Linked DNA regions of Homo sapiens: regions 1 and 2 are each linked to region 3. The links are chromatin contacts, found by Hi-C or POLR2A ChIA-PET in ENCODE. All regions are on one chromosome and are shown on one strand. The core of a region is the stretch at or near the end of the contact, and the rest is flanking DNA. Distances in the headings are between cores, read along the strand shown. Region 1 holds the start of ICOS (inducible T cell costimulator). Region 2 holds the start of NEMP2 (nuclear envelope integral membrane protein 2). Region 3 has its middle 15 kb from the start of LINC01827.

Evidence for each region. Hi-C counts contacts between places; a loop is a spot of excess contacts on that map. ChIA-PET counts read pairs that join two places held with the same protein, here RNA polymerase II (POLR2A). Pooled maps may share reads with other maps.
Region 1: POLR2A ChIA-PET joins it to region 3 with 6 read pairs in CD4-positive, alpha-beta T cell. The contact joins the promoter of ICOS here to the enhancer-like site in region 3. POLR2A ChIA-PET finds 5 or more read pairs at or near these places in 2 of 52 experiments (CD4-positive, alpha-beta T cell and activated naive CD4-positive, alpha-beta T cell).
Region 2: a loop to region 3 is called in a pooled map, with 4 times the contacts of the local background. The contact joins the promoter of NEMP2 here to the enhancer-like site in region 3. A Hi-C loop is called at or near these places in 5 of 50 pooled maps. POLR2A ChIA-PET finds 5 or more read pairs at or near these places in 3 of 52 experiments (B cell, activated B cell and naive thymus-derived CD8-positive, alpha-beta T cell).

What each region holds. Positions count from the first base shown.
Region 1 is chr2:203,935,347-203,939,262 of GRCh38, reverse strand. It overlaps ICOS (inducible T cell costimulator), which reads right to left and starts at 2,500. Exons shown (of 5, transcript NM_012092.4): 1 at 2,391-2,500. The coding sequence starts at 2,448. LOC101927840 (a long non-coding RNA gene) reads left to right here. Exons shown (of 4, transcript XR_427213.4): 2 at 1,875-1,946; 3 at 3,062-3,155.
Region 2 is chr2:190,532,712-190,536,667 of GRCh38, reverse strand. NEMP2 (nuclear envelope integral membrane protein 2) reads left to right here and starts at 1,946. Exons shown (of 9, transcript NM_001142645.2): 1 at 1,946-2,109. The coding sequence starts at 2,013. It overlaps NEMP2-DT (NEMP2 divergent transcript), which reads right to left and starts at 1,830. Exons shown (of 5, transcript NR_183903.1): 1 at 1,547-1,830. RefSeq lists a silencer at 1,633-2,282.
Region 3 is chr2:195,557,234-195,561,169 of GRCh38, reverse strand. No RefSeq gene overlaps it. Among named protein-coding and RNA genes, the nearest start is that of LINC01827, 15 kb to the left of the region's middle. RefSeq lists an enhancer at 1,510-1,559. Within about 2 kb of position 1,374, at least 13 of the 41 ENCODE cell types and tissues checked have a DNase peak (open chromatin) inside an H3K27ac peak, as active enhancers do; they include B cell and CD4-positive, alpha-beta T cell, where a contact is called at or near this core.

The DNA.
Region 1 (3,916 bases), core at 1,251-3,750, 8.4 Mb before region 3:
TTACGTTCCTTTAGATTTATGTTACACCTCCACTACTTCAACACAGTTTAGAAAGAATGTAGATGTTGGAGTCACATTAGAGTTCTAACTTTGGTTCTGCCACCAACTACTGTGTAACAAATCACTTAACCTTTCCTGGTTGGAAATTCTTCAAACACTGACTAAAGGTAAGAATGCCTACATCTTCATGGCATGAGAAAGCCTATGTAAATTGGGAGGATTGAAAATACAACAGAGGACAAGCAAGTACTTAGTTTACTTGAGTTTGGCTCTTTTTCTTTAGAGCTTTTACATGGCAGTTTCTGGATACATGCATTGTGGAGATATTTTAAATAGGATCATTGCTAGCAGATTTATTGTTACCATTTAGCCACTCGTGCCTCAGGTTTGCCACATGCCAAACAGCATGCCACATCTCATGGCTTTCTTTATAATGAGAGTGAACATTGGTTGTATTCATTTAGAATCTACGATGAATATTGTTCCAGAATACAAATTATTCGTCAGCTTAATCTGGAAACTTAAAACAATCCTACCTAAGGCTGGATCTCACCTTCCACAGAATTGACACCGATGCTACTTTAATTCTCCTGAGCATAATACCACAACCAGAACTGCCCAAATTGGTTTGGCCTAGTTGAATGATTTTTATCAATACAAACAAACCCTTCCACGAATGGTACCAACGTTCTTGGAAGAATATCCAAAATCTGGAACATAGACTATATGGTCTGAATGGTCTGGCCTCTACTTTCCTTTCCAGCCTCACCTTGGACCAACTTGGACCAGTTGGTCATCTTGGACCAAGCTCAGCCTCTTCCCTCTTTGTGCTCAGGCACATCTGTCTGCTTTCTTCTAGTTCCCTAACCTTACCTCATTCCTTCCTGCCACAGGCTCTTTGCACTTGTTCCTTCCATGGTATGGAACGTTCTTCCCTACCTTCATACCGTTCTCCCCATTGATTGCTACCTTGTCCTTGAAATCTCCGCTCAAGTGCCACTTGCACAGGAAAGACTTCAATGAACCCTGCTCCTCAGCTACACCTCCACACCCACCCAGTCTAGTCAAGCTCCTTGTTACATTCCCTCATATAATTGAGTTTTGCCTGTAATTATCATTAATCAATGGGATTATTTGATTAATATATCTCTCTCTACCATGCAGTTACCTTCCAAAGAACAGGGGTTGACCTGGTTTTGCTCATCCTTGTACATACACCATCTGGCACAGTACCTGCTACCAGGCAGGTGCTCAATGCTACATGAGTAAATGGATGAATGAAGAATGAATATAAATTCCAAAGCTGCTCATGTCATTCATGCCGCTAAAGGACTTCATGAGATTCTAGAAAAGGCATAAACCAGCAAGTAGCCCAAAACTGTCCTTGTGCTCATTCTACATTCCTCAATCCTCTTAACTGCACTTAACTCACTTTGAGCCAGCACAAGATGAAACATTTGATCAATTTGATTTCATTTTTTTTTCATTTTTTGTAAGAACAGTAAGGTCTATTTTTTTGCCACTGAAAAAATGTATCCCTAGATAGGATCATACCTACTAAAAGTTCTGCCTTCACTTTTAGTTTATTTGATTATTTAAGTTATTTAATATTACTTAACTTTCCTTTTTTCAACCTCAAGAATAGGGCTCAGTGTGAAAGAGAAAACAAAAGTAGTACAAATTATATACAGTAAAAAGCAGCAGAAACACGTGTATTAACTTACATTGTATGTAGCATTATTTAAATTGTCCATATAGAGTCTGCTATATGCCATTCAAGAGAAGGAATCAGGGACTCCAGAATGATCTTTTTTGTAAGGTCTACAGGGGCTAGGAAGTATTTTTACATTATCCTTTCCTCCTTGGCTTTTTAGGGTGAACTCTGATACTTAGTGTCAATAAAAACTCTATGGTGCCCTGGACATTTCAGATAACAGATCATCCAGGTAAGATTAAAATCAAAATCCTTCTTTTCAAAGACTTCCCATTTTATTTTCTACCACAGAAAGAATTCCCAGTCCAAATGCCAGAGCTATTTAATTTTCATTCTGTTGACACAAGTCATTTTGCCTTTCATCTTTCTCTAAGAACAGTAAGCCACTCTGCTAGTTTATCCACTGACAGGTAACTCCAAGCAGGTAATTTAAAAATTTAATGGTCTGATGAAACATGTTTTTCATCTCAAGACACAGTATCAAAGGCAGCAATGCAAACTCAATGCCATCCACAGTGACATGAGTGACATGGTGCCCTTGGCCATATCCTGAAACTATTCCTACTTTCAAAAACCAAAACCACTGTCTTTTGGGTGCGTAATTTTTCTACCTTTGCTTTTTCTTAATGTTTACTTGAATTATAACTTAATAAGAAATATTCAATACACCACTTACCTGTTAAAACTTTAATGCGCAAGCAGAAGAGAAAGAAATACCAGAGGCCTGACTTCATGTTTGCCAGAAACAGTTAACAGTCCTCGCGTTCAGTGTTCAAAGCTGACAGTGAATTCAGGCTCTCGGTTGTTTTCTATTTGCTGGAAAGGAAGTGGGTTTTCTGGGAGTTTATGTAGTGTCACGCTTACCATCAAATCAAGGGGGTGTTTCTTCTTTGATGCCAATGGCTATATGAAAGGCATTATTGCTTATGACATGAGTTAAACAATGCATGGATTATTGATGATTTTGAAGACAGAGGAAAACATTACCCTTATTCTGGTTCCTATAAAACAAGTTAAAGAGATTATGCCTGTATTTTTCAGAACCACCCTACTTCTCTGAATCAATAGTTATGGGGGTTAACAGGACCTAAAAATACTCACATGATGAATAAAACATATATTTTGACACATTTCTATCTTATGCTAGGTGCTCCAGAGATAAGAAAGCCTTTGAAATAGGACAAGAAACAAACAAAATTATTATAGAAATTGAAGTGAAAAGATCTGAAAGAAGAGCATCATAGGAATCTGAGAAATGATATTTATGTGGCATTCATTGTAGATTGCAATGTTTCAAATGATGGGGTCAGTTTTAAACTAACTTAAACCCTGCTCCTCATATTACAGCAGAGTCTGTAGGAACCAGGGATTCCTCACCTACGGCTCAGTGAGACCAAGAATGTTTAAAAGCCTGCCGTGGTCTCCCCATCCCTGCAGGGAGGTAAAGTAGACAATAACAACAATAACAATAATAATTACATAGATAATTATATGTATATGTACTTAAATGTTTTATATGAAATAATATATCTTAATGCAAAATGTAAAAAATTAAATGTAATATATTTTATATATAAAATATACCTATTTTTATATATGAATATAGCTAATATTACATTTATATTATGTTTTATATGCATGTAAATGGTTACTGTTTGTATATATATTTACATTATAACTATAGTTTATACATACATTAACTCATTTAATCTTCTTAATCATCCCAATGGTGACCACTAATCTCCCATTTTACAGATGAGGAAAACTGAGGCACAGACAGGTAACGAACCTGGCCCAAGTCATATAGTAAGTGTCAGTGCTATGATTTAGAGAGTCTGGCTCCAGAGTCCTCACTCTTAACCGAAGCAGGTAGAACCACCAATACCAAGGCCTGCTGATCCCTCCATCCAGAAGTCTGAACGCGCTTCCAAGATGCTAGATCCAGGCTGGACTTCCCTTAGCCTGCAGAAATGACATTTAGATGAGAAGCTGAAATCAGCTGGCCAGGGAAACCAAGGTGTGAGTCCAAAAGGTCCAGGCTCTGAAACAGATTCCAGGTTTGGGGCTTTAGGCCAGCCACTAGGAATGCCAGACCACAGCCAAGGGGTCTGCAAGGTAAGGAGGAGGCTGATCCTGCAGGGATCCCCCTAGCTGCTGAAGCTTCCCCTAGCTACCTTCTGTAGGGCTCCTGGGTCTCAGCAG
Region 2 (3,956 bases), core at 697-3,196, 5.0 Mb after region 3:
TCTCTCCCCACTCTTTTTCCTCCTCACTAGTTGACTGGTGTTGTCACTGGTGCTTGGCTTGTAGTGGGGAAAAGGGGTTTTTCACACTCCTGGTCCTGCCTTGGTTTTAGGCAGGCCCTGTGCACCTGAACCTTAGATGTGGGGCTTTCCCAGTATTCCTGACACTTTCCCATTGCAGCCAAATCCTTCCTTTATCTGTGGTGAGTCTTGAGTGAGAGAGGGTTTCCCAGCAGTAGCCAACTTCAATTTTCTATTGGTTCAGGACACAGAGCCCTAGTGTTTCCTGCTCCTGCTGCTCCCCAAAGGGCAGAAGGTTTGTGCTTCTATCTCTTCTCCAGAAGCAGGGGGTCTTTGCCAGGATCCTGTTGGTGGTAAAGCTTCCTGCCCTTCCCCCAGTGGATAAGGTTTTCATACAGAAGAAAAGTTTGGAGAGGTTAAGTGGAATTTCATGATTGTCCCCCAGTGACAGAACTATCACCTCCTAACATTCTTGTTATCTCCGGAAAAATATTTATTGCTTATAGAGAAAAATGTGGTGTTTCAATATAGCTTCTTTACAGATATTTACTAAGGATCTGTGATATAAATAGCACTTTAAATATTTAGTACATTGCTGCCTGCCCTTTTGTTTCTCCACCAGATATATCTGTAGAAAATACATTCATCATTCAACAACCCACCTGTTTATTTTAGCTACTTTCCATAGTGCCATCCAAAATTAAACCAAATCAAAATGAATGTGGTTAGGTACAAAAGCTGTCTTGCAAGAAGCAAGTGCACACCGCACCTGGGAATACAGGAAAGAATTGGATCAGGGCTCTGCTGTTTCTCTGAAGACAGGCTTCACTCAAGTAATGATGGTTTATTTTTAAAAACCATCCCTCTGAAGAGTCCCTTACAAGGAAATTTCTTAACTTTTTAAAAGCCATACATGGTGTACACATGGTGCCAAGTGCTTAAGGGCAGTTGGTTAAACCTTTCTTTGAGGGCAAGGAAAGCCTAGTCCATCCTACTCAGACTTTTAGGAAAAATGAGGCTTATCTATTTTTAACAGGATAATTTCTGTTACTTTGGGTTCTCTAAGATATCTCACCAAAAGACCAGAATTAGAGAAGACTGTCCTAGTTAAGTATGGAATATTGAGTCAAATTAATGGGTTCCAGGTCCTGTGGAGGGAATGTTCTTTAAAATATATGTATATCTCCTAATTATCAGTATTAAGATCATTCAGGTTATATGTTAATTTAAAAATATATCTATTACATTAAGAAACTTTTTTTTAACATAAGGTAATTTTAAGAGAACCTTGTCATGTTGGTGAAGGAACATTTTACGAGCCCCTCTGTACTCTGAAATGCCGTGTCCGAGATTAGACATACAAGTCAGTGTTACTTAAGCGGCCAAATTTCCAATTTGTTATTGCTTGTTACCAAATGAAAGTAAAAAGATAAACAGAAAGGTAAAATAAAGAAACTGGCTTTTATGTATTTTATTCACAAAAAGGGCGTTTGCCGAAGGACCTTCCCATTCACGGGCTGTCACTCACAGGTGCTCGGAGAATTCAGCCTCCAAATCCGCAGGTCACAGGTCAGCCAAGTTTTAAGAAACACTCCGGGTTAGCGACTCTTCCTCTCTGCAACTCCCACCCCTGCGCCGAGGGCAGCGGGACACGGCCGGGCGGTCCCCAGGGGAAGATGAGGCCCTGGACGCCCCGCGTGCGCTGGAGGCCCGGAGGCCAAGGCCGAGGCCGAGGCCGAGGCCGGGAGCATGCCAGCGGGGTCGCGCCACCGAAAGCTCCTCCGGCCTGGGCCCGCCGTGCCCCGAGGCCGCGGGCGGAGGCTGGAGCAACGAGCCCAACTCTCCCTCCGCCCCGGGGAGGCGGGGTCTCCGCCTTTCCCGCGTTCGGGCCTCACCGCCCCCTCCGCCTTCTCTGAGCCCCCGCGCCACTTCCGCTCCTCGCAGCGGAGCCGGTCCCCTAGGGCTCGGGTCGCACGGAGCTGACCCCTAACGAAATGGGGCCGCGCCAAGGGCGGTGGTGGCTGCTGCTCTGGCTGCCGCCCCTGGCCACACTGCCCGTGCGCGGGGAGGCGGCGGCGGCAGCGTTATCAGGTAACCCGGGACCGGCGGCGGCGGCGCGCGCGTGCGTGCTCGCTCCCCGGCTTCGCGGCTGCCCTGAGGGCGCGCTCTTTGGCCCGGGCGGCACCGCGAGGCCCACTGGGGCGGGCGCTCCCTTTTCTCGCTTTGGGGTCTCCCGGGCAGGCCCCGCCCGCCCTTCCTGTCTTACTGGGCTTCCGTAGTCTCTCGCCTGGCAGTTGGACATTTTGTAATTTTAGAATTAGAAGCAACCGCGCGATCCAGTCGCCCAATTCCCTCGTTTTACAGAAGCAACCGAAACTCAGAGAGGTTTTGATTTGCCCAGGGTCACACAGCTTGTCACTGGCACAGCTGACCCTAGTCTCCAGACTTTCAGCACACGGCCTTTTGTACAGTACATCAATGCGTGTTGAAATCCTTGTTATTTCACTATCTCGCATTCCTTTGGTCTCAAGACTAGAGAAGGTAACAGCTTCAGCTTCAGAATCGGAGCGAAAATTCTTCTGCCCCTGACTGTTGTGACCTTGAGCGAGTAAACATAACGGTCCCACGTGAGCGGCAGGTAATGAGGCCTCACAAGGTTCTTGTGGTGTTCGTGTGCACAATGCCTGGCACACAGGAAGCAAGAACTGGTAGCGGCTGCTAGCTGTAGGGGCTCGCCACGGAGTGGGCTTAAGATGCTGGCACACTGGGGAAGGATCTGGGAAGGACACCTGGGGAAGTCAGAAACCTAGAGTTCCAACTCCAGACCTGCCGCTAACTTACCATGAGCTTCACATTTCTGTTTCTTTTTTTTTTTCCCCTCATAAAATCTTTTAAAAGATTTCCTGGGTGCACTGTCTACCAACTTCCCTTCCTTGCTTTGGCTACCCTGGTTTCAAGGGAGGCTGCCAAGTGTATTCTTTTAGCTGGGCATGGCCCTCCCTCCGGTTATACCGCGGTTTTTTATCTAAGGATGAATGAGAGACTGGATGTTGATGAGGTCATTATCAGATTCTGCCACAGCTCCCAACTGAGGGAATCTTGCAGTGAGTTATATGTTGGGGAAGTGTTGGATTCCAGTTTTCATTGAAGAGAAATTTTTTGAGTGTTCAGTATGTGCTAGGCAGTGTTATAAGTGCTTTAACTGCAGTATCTATCATATTTAATACCCATAGAAGCCCTATGCGGGAAAGCACCATTTTATACCCATTTTACAGATGAGAAAACGAAGGTTTGGTAGTAAGAAATACAACAATTTTATGCTGGTGAAAAAATAAAACACAAATCTGTCTAAGCAGGAAGGTTTCTGGGCATGGCAACAGCGAGAAAATTAGAAGTAGCCTTAGACCAGCACCCAGCACCTTGGGTTCTAGACCACTCATTCCTTCAGCCACAACTTGTGGTATAACCTTGGTCCAGGCACAGAGTCTTTATGGACCGTAGTTTTCTCTTGAGTAAAATGAAGATGTTTTTACTGAAGAGTTTCCAGTATTTTCCTCACCTCAGTGAACCTGGTGTTTTTAAAGTTTTTATGTTACCGCATTTAGTATAATAGTAACAGCCTGCTTCTCTGCTTTGTTAATCAAAGACACACATAAATACTTATTGGAGCTTCTGTTCTGCCTGAGACATGCAGGATGCCCACTGACTTGATAAAACTAGTCCACAGCTAAGAAGAATGGCAACTTTTGTAGCCTTAGAGGGATGCCTGCCATTCCGGTAGGCTTTCCAATACGGACTGTGAAGCGCCCAGCATCTGGTAGTGTGCCAGTGACACTGTTGGCAGCCCTGGATTAGACTAGGCTTAAGAACCATAGCTGCTCTTTAAAAGTCTATGGTTTCTTGAGGACCCTGAGAGGAAACAGCTGGTACTTCCTTTA
Region 3 (3,936 bases), core at 125-2,624:
TCTCCTTGTCACCAATGCAAGAAAACTGGGAGCCATCCTACAGTTATTTTGTCCAGTGTACTCTACCTCCTGATCATTTTTGTTTCATTTCTGTTCCTTTCTCTTCTTCCCTTCTGCCACCACAACTACACTTTGGGATTATAGTAAATATTTTTCTCATTCTTTTGAGCAAAGGATTAGTTTTTACCTTATGATATTGTGAGTCTTAACTGATGAGGTTCTCTTCTTTGAATTACCTACTCTGATGCATGGAGTCACATGTGAAAGCTACCTATTAAAAAAAAACTATAGAAACCTGGCTGGATATGGTGGCTCACACCTGTAATCCTAGCACTTTGGGAGGCTGAGGTGGGCAGACCACTTGAGCTCAGGAGTTTAAAACCAGCCTGAGCAACATGGCAAAACCCAGTCTCTACAAAAAAAAAAAAAAAAAAAAAAAAAATTAGCTGGGCTTCGTGTCGCACACCTATAGTCTCAGAAACTTACTTGGGAGGCTGAGGTGGCAGGAACGCTTGAGCTCGGGAGGTCAAGGCTGCAGTGAGCTGAGATCTTGCCACTGCACTCCAGCCTGGGCGACTGAGTGAGACCCTGTCTCAAAAACAAGAAAAAAAAAATAGAAACGTATGCAATAATTTTCTGAACAAAGTTCTCTCTTGCTACTATCGTATTCCCTTAGGCTCATTTTAAAAAACTTGCTTTCAATTCTATTTTATATTACTCTACCCACAATAAACTACTTGCAGTTCCCTCAAATTTGCCAATGTGTGTGTGAGTGTGTATGTGTGTGTACATACCTGGACCATTGCCCATGCTGGAATGCCCTTTCTCGCCTCGCCTACTTGACAAATATCTATATTTTCCAAATCTCAATTCAAGATCATTTTATTCTTGAAATTATTAATGATACCTAACTTATGCCACCTCAATATGCCACGTACACTTTTTAATTTTTAACACCTATTGCCCTGATTTGCTTAAATATTTCTGTCCCTTCTGAAGTGTAATTTCTGTGAGATCAGAGACTGTATCTCATCTTTCCATTTTCAGTGGCCTAATAAAGCTGCATCTTTAGAAGTGGCTCATGGAATGATTCTACAAATAATAACTGTCATCCTTATGGAGCAGGTACCAGATGACAATAAACAGGCCAAACTGCAATGACATCTCAGCAAAGCCCACATATACCACTTATATATTTGGGAGATTTTCATAGTTTTGAAATGCTTTTGAATCTTTTTAAAGCCCTGTTTCTCTGCAATAGTAATAATAATAAAAAAAAAACTCTCAAAACAAGTATGCGTTACATGCTGGTTCCAAGAAGGAGGGAAGCTGGGGCAAACCACATCCTGCTTTCAAAGGAACCAACAAAGACCATGAGTAAAGCATGAGCTGAGGCTGATGAAGTGCACCTGTCCTGTGACAGTTCATGAGCAGTCAGCCTCTCATGAAAGTGGCAAGTTCTCTGTATTTTTACATAGCCAAGTCAGGCATTTCTAGGCTCATCTGTGGGACGAGGACACAATAGAGCAGGAAATGGCTTTGATGCTCCCAGTTTTAGTTTCCTAGGGCTGCTGTAACAAGACACCACAAACTGGGTTGCTTAAACATCTGTATTTGTTTCACGGTTGTGGAGGCTGGGAGTCTAAAATCAGCGTTGGTAGGGTTGGTTCCTTTTGGAGGCCCTAAGGGAGAAACTGACCTGGGCCGCTCCCCTAGCTTCTGGTGCTTGCTGACATTTTTGGCATTGCTTGGCTTGCAGCTGCAACCCTCCAATCTCTGTCTCCATCATCAAATGGCCCTGTCTCTGTGTATGTCTAAATTTTCCCCTTGTTTAAACTTTTAATTTTAGGTTTGTGGGGTACATGGGAAGGTTTGTTACATAGGTAAACCAATGTCATGGGAGTTTGTTGTATGCATTATTTTATCATCCAAGTGTTAGGCCAAGTACCCAATAGTTACCTTTTCTGCTTCTTTCCCTCCTGATGCCCTCCCCACTTAAGTAGGTCCCAGTGTCTTTTGTTTCCTTCTTTGTGTTCGTAGTTCTTATCATTTAGCTCCTACTTATAAGTGAGAACATATTGTATTTGGTTTTCTGTTCCTCCATTAGTTTGCTAAGGATAATAGTCTCCAGCTCCATCCATGTTCCCGCAAAAGACATGATCTTGTTCTTTTTTTATAGCTGCATAGTATTCCCTGGTATATAAGTATCACATTCTCTTTATCCAATCTGTCATTGATGGTCATTTGGGTTGATTCTATATCTTTGCTATTGTGAATAGTGCTGCAATAAACATTTGCATGTGTGTGTCTTTATGGTAGAATGATTTATATTCTTCTGGATATATATGGGATTGCTGGGTAGAATGGTAGTTCTGCTTTTAGCTCTTTGAGGAATTGCCATGCTGCTTTTCACAAGGGTTGAACGAATTTACACTCCTACCAGTAGTGTATACTGATTGTCAGAATGTTCATACCTCTTTCCGTAAATATACTCTAATGCAGTATAACCTCATCTTAACTTGATTATATCACCGAGGCTCTTATTTGTTTCCAAATAAGGTCCCATTTGTAGGTTTTAGGGGTTCAGACTTGAGCAAATCTTTTTGGGGATACTGTTCAACCCACAATGCCCCACCACACTTTAAATCTCCTTGGACCACAAGGTCAGCATATAGGCTTTTCCACTGCTTTGTTGGAGGTGGTGGTGAGAGTGGCAAAAGGTGACCATGACCTGAGAATCTTGGGGTTCTGGGTCATGAGTCATCTCCCCATCTACCTGCTTTTAGATGGATGAGGCTAAAAAGCATTATTTATTTACTTTTATTGTTTAAGGTTTCTGAAAATATATTTGAAGTAAACACATATTTTGAATGTAATAATTTAAATTATTCTAAATCATATGTTTGCTATATAAAGCATTAGAATCAAAAGTTTATATCCTTTTTAGTTTTTTTTGTTTCTTTTCTTTTCATTTTTTTTTTTTTTTTTAGAGATGGTTTCTTGCTATATTGCCAAGGCTGGTCTCAAACTCCTGAACTCAAGTGATCCTCCTGCCTTTGTCTCCTAAGTAGCTGAGATTACAGGTGTGAGCCTCCATGCTTGCCTCCTTTTTAGATTTTTAAATTATTTATTTATTTATTTAGTAGAGATGGGATTTCACTATGTTGGCCAGGCTGGTCTCAAACTCCTGACCTCAAGTGATCTGCCCGCCTTGGCCTCCCAAAGTGCTGGAATTACAGTCATGAGCCACTACACCTGGCCTGATTTTTAAAGAATTTAAATGATGTCTCAAATAATTTAACCACTAGAAAATTAAATCAATGTGCCAAAAATCATATTTCAAAAAATAATAAAAATAAAGGAGAAAATGCAATAGATAAACTGAAGAATTAGAAAATAATAGAGCAAGAGGGCTCTTAAAGATTTTTGTTTAGGTCAATAAATCCTGCCTTCCTCAGTGTGTAAAGTGAGACCCATTTAAACATTTTTTTCCAAAGTTACCCAGCTAATTAGTGGGCACAATTTAGACTATATTTCAAGTTTTTTTTTTTTTTTTAGATGGAGTTTTGTTCTTGTTGCCTAGGCTGGAGTGCAATGGTGAGATCTCAGCTCACTGCAACCTCTGCCTCCTGGGTTCAAGTGATTCCCTTGCCTCAGCCTGCCAAGTAGCTGGGATTACAGGCGCACATCACCATGCCCGGTTAATTTTTTGTATTTTTAGTAGAGACGGGGTTTCACCATGGCCCGGCTGGTCTTGAGCTCCTGACCTCAGGTGATCCGCCTACCTTGGACTCTCAGAGTGCTGGGATTACAGGTGTGAGCCACTGTGCCCGGCCTATGTTTCAAGTTTTTAAACTTCTATGTTGTTATTCTTTTCACTATATCACAGTACATTTTGGTCTTTACTATTAGACATTCTGATGGATCATGTCAAGG